Regions from separate parts of the Homo sapiens genome. Here region 2 is linked to region 1. A link is a loop called in an ENCODE intact Hi-C map of the cell type or tissue named here. Cell type or tissue: transverse colon. All regions are shown on one strand. Region 1 overlaps JAM3 (junctional adhesion molecule 3). Region 2 overlaps JAM3 (junctional adhesion molecule 3).

Evidence for each region. Hi-C counts contacts between places; a loop is a spot of excess contacts. Peaks named below come from ENCODE experiments on the same cell type or tissue, not always from the same donor. Only the 100,000 strongest peaks of a DNase experiment are listed, where the experiment ranks them.
Region 2: it touches region 1 in a loop (4-fold over the local background); 45 of 110 quality-filtered maps call a loop at or near these places.

What each region holds. Positions count from the first base shown.
Region 1 is chr11:134,118,944-134,121,443 of GRCh38, forward strand. All of the region lies in intron 1 of JAM3 (junctional adhesion molecule 3), which reads left to right. Among named protein-coding and RNA genes, the nearest start is that of SNORD153, 31 kb to the right of the region's middle. In transverse colon, no CTCF peak of the experiment used is centred here; a DNase peak (open chromatin) is centred at 1,298; H3K4me3 peaks cover 385 bases; H3K27ac peaks cover 2,500 bases.
Region 2 is chr11:134,071,324-134,073,823 of GRCh38, forward strand. All of the region lies in intron 1 of JAM3 (junctional adhesion molecule 3), which reads left to right. Among named protein-coding and RNA genes, the nearest start is that of JAM3, 3.5 kb to the left of the region's middle. In transverse colon, no CTCF peak of the experiment used is centred here; no DNase peak of the experiment used is centred here; H3K27ac peaks cover 737 bases; H3K27me3 peaks cover 1,520 bases.

The DNA of each region.
Region 1 (2,500 bases):
TTAATCAGATTTGTGCTCAAGAAATCTTTTTTTTTTTTTTTTGATACAGAGTCTTGCTTTTGTTGCTCAGGCTGGAATGCAGTGGCATGATCTCAACTCACTGCAGCCTTTACCTCCTGGGTTCAAGCAAGCACATCGGCTAATTTTTGTATTTTTTTTTTTAGTAGAGACAGAGTTCCGCCATGTTGGCCAGGCTGGTCTCAAACTCCTGATCTCAAGTGATCTGCCCTCCTCAGTCTCCCAAAGTGCTGGGATCACAGGCATGAGTCAGCACGACTGGCAAGAAGTCTTTGGTGGTTTGGGTTTGGAAATGATAGAATCAAATAGAAAGAAAAGATTGTACACTCAAAGAAATAGCACCTGCTTTGAGGTCTTCCTGCTGGCTTAACCCTGGGGTGTTACATGGTACTGCTCTGACTCAGCTTTTAGGATCGCCACTGGAAGAGCTTTTCATATAATGTCTATACAGTGAAATGACTTAAGATTTTTCTTTTAAGAAGTGCCATTGCCAGAGTATTAGTGTTTAGGATTCTCCAGAGAAACAGAACTATTAGGAGATAGAGAGATAGAGATGTATTATAAGGAATTGACTCACACGATTAAGAAAGCTGGTGAGTTCAGAATCTGCAGTATGGGCTAGCAGGCTGGAGACCCAGGAGAGTCGACGATGCCAGTGAAGTCTGCAGGGCAGTCTGCTGGAGGAGTTTCCTCTTGGAGAGGAGGCCAGTCTTTGTGTTTTATTTAAATGATCAGGTGAGGCCCGCCCTCATTATGGAGGGCAGTCTGCTTTACTGAAAGTTCACAAATTTAAATGTTAATCTCATCTTAAAAACCCTCCAAGTTGACACATAAAATTAACCCTCACAGCTAGGTTTATTTGGAATTCCATGATACTTGGTTGGGTCTTTTTGTACTTTCATTTTCAATGGTCTGTTTTGTATATAACCATTTAGTTAAGCCAGGTCACAAAATATAACCAGGACTTCAGCTGGCTGTGCTCTTGTCAGAACCCATATTTGATCGATTTACTATATACTTTGCTGTGTGTATGGGTGAGTGGGTCTGTAAAATGCTGATATGTGTTCTTTATCCACCCCCACCTCCCACCCCCCATTTTCTCTTAAATTCCTTAAAAAATTGGTGAAGGAACTAAGACATTGCTGCAAAGATGCTATTTTATGGGATATATTCTTCTCTAGGGTAGACTCTGCGAAGCAGCTGTACAGCAGCGGTCTGCTGTGAAGGGTAAACATGTAGCCTTTCTCCACTAGAAAGCCTGCGCTGCCGTTGTATGTTTAGGCTTGAGCCTCAGCGGCTAGTGCAGCCTCGCAGTAATGCATGCTGACGTGAGTCCTGGTCAAGGAAAAATGTCTTTTGAGCAAGAGACAAACTGGACAGAATGCCAGCAAGCTAAATATAACTCCTTAGAGAGCCAGACATGCATAAACTAGTTCTTAGTGAGCAACACATCAGATTCAGAGTGGAAACATTTTCTAAAAGAACTTCTTTTCCTTCTTGGCTTACTGTAATGAGTATAAACCCAAATTAATTTAATTTTTCGTGGAAAGCTAAGACAACCATTGATTTTTCTCTCAGCATCTCTGCAGTTAAATGTTAGTAGCCATTGTTAATGTTGGAAGCCTCCCGTCTCCCAGTGCCCCAGCATTCTGTTCATGAGTCAACAAGTCTGCTCTGCTATTCCGATGAGTTTCACTACCACAAGGAAAGAGGACGGGGAGTTTGCACATTCAAACCTTGACGAATCTGGGAGTTCAGTTTTTCATGGACCCTCACTCTGCTTCAGGATGCTCACGCCATTATGTGAAAACTCTTAGCAAAATCCATCAAAATGAGCCAGGCTCTATGGAATCAGGAAATTTGTGGGCTGAGACTAACATTACCTCAATATCTGTTATGGCTTAAATGTATTGTTTTAATAATATTTTATGTTAGTTCTTTTTGCCTGAAGCTGTAGAAGCATTTTATAGCCAGTAACTCTTCAGAATAGTACAGGAAAGCAGGCGTCATCCTCATGCTCAACAATAGAGCTGTGTTTCTGTGCACCAACCGCAGATGCTGGGTCTGGCCCCCACAGAAGGAGTGCCTCAGTAGGGCATCCCAAATGGGGCTGTGCATAGCGTCACTCCAGAGGCTGGGGACAGTGCAGATCCAGACCTTTCCCAGCCTGTTGAGTTAGAACTGGGGGACTGTGCTCCAGGGCGTGAGGAGGTGGGTTGGGAAATGGTATTTTAAACAAGCGAAGTGATTGTCATATAACTTGTCTGGCATCAGATCCGCAGACTCTGGCAGAGTTTCCGGAAGGTCTCTCAAAACTGAAATAAGAAACTGCAGTTGTTGTCCACAGCTGCTAAAATTGTTCCAAATTAGGAAAGGGAAGGGGAAACAGAACACAGTAGTTCCAGAGAAGAATCTGAGGAGCCGTGTGAGCTAGGAAGGCCATTGTGAGCAGAAGCGAGTCAGTATTTCCTCATTTCCTCTC
Region 2 (2,500 bases), 48 kb before region 1:
TGTGCGTTTTAAATGGGAAATCCTTCATTATTTGTGTTAATCCAATTTTTAGTTATTTGTATTATTCCATTTGACGGTGGAGTTCTTTTAATGGATCAGTTTAAACAGATTATCAAGTTTTCAACACTATGTGGTTTGTATATAAAATATTCTTTTGTTGACTCATGACAGGTGCAGTTCAGCTTTACAAATGTTATGCCACATGGCTTTTTTGAATGATTGTGTACTCATTAGTGTTAGGTTTCCAAATCTTTGATATTCTAGAGAGAAGTGCCTTATTTAGAATTAAAACAGCAACAGTTTTCATTCTTCAGATAAGACAACTTGTGTGCTGAAGCATATCAAAATCTGAAAATCAAAATTTCTGGGAAATTTTTGAAAAAATGTTTAATTCTTTTATTTGCATCTGTTTGGACTCCAGTAACGTTTTTTAGAATGGCATATTCTTTTATGTTCTAATTCTTAATTATCTGGCAGATATAATCATTGTCAGACTTGTGTGTATGTTTTAAAAAAAACAAAGAACACCTGTCTTGAAAGCATGCAGTACTTTATATCAGCTGCTCATTCCCACATGACTTGTTGATGGGCATTTGTTCTTCAGTGCTTCAGGCTAAGGAGACTGAATGGATAAGTACTAGAGATACTTAATCATAAGTAATTGCAGTATTACATTCAGGCAGAATTATCCACACAACCCCTAAGCTCCATGGAACTTGTTCTTAAACTCCATGGGGTGGGTTTAAATCAGTTCTTTTGAAAGCAACCAGACTTTCCTCAAGTATAAGATGGCCACATAATGTAACAGACGCAGCTATGGATTTAGTACATTCGACTAGCAGCTGTTAGAGATGTGGTATTAGCAAATTCCTTCTCCATAAATTCTTTGAATTTTTTAAAAGCACAAATGTAGTAAAAGAAAGGAAAATATGTGTGAATGAAGTTAGGATGTATGGAGTCTGCTGAAGAATACCCTAGTGGTGAAGTTGGATTTTTTTTTTTTTTTGAGACTGAGTTTCTGATGCAGTGGCATGAGCTCAGCTCACTGCAAAACTCACTGCAAAACTCCGCCTCCCAGGTTAAAGCCATTCTCCTGCCTCAGCCTCCCGAGTAGCTGAGATTACAGATGCGTGCCACCTTGCCTGACTAATTTTTTTATTGTTTTTAGTAGACATGGGGTTTCACCATGTTGGCCAGGCTGGTCTTGAACTCCTGACCTCAAGTGACCTGCCCGCCTTGGCCTACCAAAGTGCTGAGATTACAGGCGTGAGCCACCACGCCCAGCTGGATTCTCTTTTAAGATATGTTTATAGTTGGCCGGGTACAGTGGCTCACGCCAGCACTTTGGGAAGCCGAGGTGGGCGGATCACAAGATCAGGAGATCAAGAACATCTTGGCCAACATGATGAAGCCCTGTCTCTACTAAAAATACAAAAATTAGCCGGGCGTGCTGGTGCTTGCCTGTAGTCCCAGCTACTCTGGAGGCTGAGGCAGGAGAATCGCTTGAACCCGGGAGGTGGAGGTTGCAGTGAGCTGAGATTGCGCCACTGCACTCTTGCCTGGGGTACAAGAGTGAAACTCCGTCTTGGGGGAAAAAAAAAGATGTTTATAGTCAGGTGGTGTGAATGTTATGCTGTCAAAGTTGAATGCAAATTTCAGATCTTTGCATGTACTCTCAGAATTCTAGCAGTATATGCAAATAGCTTCACTGGAGTGTAAAGCGATCCCGAAAGAAAGTTTTGGTAAGCACATTCTTTTACACCTAGTTTAGCAAGGACAGTATCCACTGTGGTACTCTATATGGAGAGCTAAAGCCTTAATTGACTGTCTCTCTGCTTCTTGGCATGGCACACAGAAAGCTTCCTGAGAGTTAGCCCTTGTTTCTGATGTCCCAGGAATGCTGTAGTGTTTTGTGTTGGTGTGTTTCTTTTGGTTTTAAGTAGTATTTGTTATGTGTTATATATTACATTTCCCATGAGTAGTTAATACATACAGCAGAGGTTTCAGTGCTGCTTGTATAAAGACATCAAACTATTTAATAGAGTTAGGACTATATGAACATTTTTTCTTACATTATCTTTCATTTGCAGTTTCCCAAGGTTTCTATGGTTCAGCCTTCTTCCTGAAAATTATTGCCAAAATCAAATTCTGCCATAGTCATGCTATCTGCTATGTTTGACAACCTCAGCCCACAGTGATCCTTCCTATCTCTAAATAAGCTTAGATCATAGTCTCTAGTTCAGTTTAGTACAACACCCATTTATTGAGTATCTATGACGTGTCAGGCACTGTTCTGTGTGCTAGGGTTGCAAAATGGGTAAAACATCGCCAGTCCTTAAAGAGCCAGGGTAATTGACTCCGATTTACATTGGGCTTTAGTTGTTAGGTGTCAGTGCATTGTATTTTCTCAATGATAATAAACATTTTGTTGGTAACAGAGGCTGAATTTAATTTTTTTGTATCTTTCCAGAGGTGATTCTAGTAAATATTCAGTTTATCT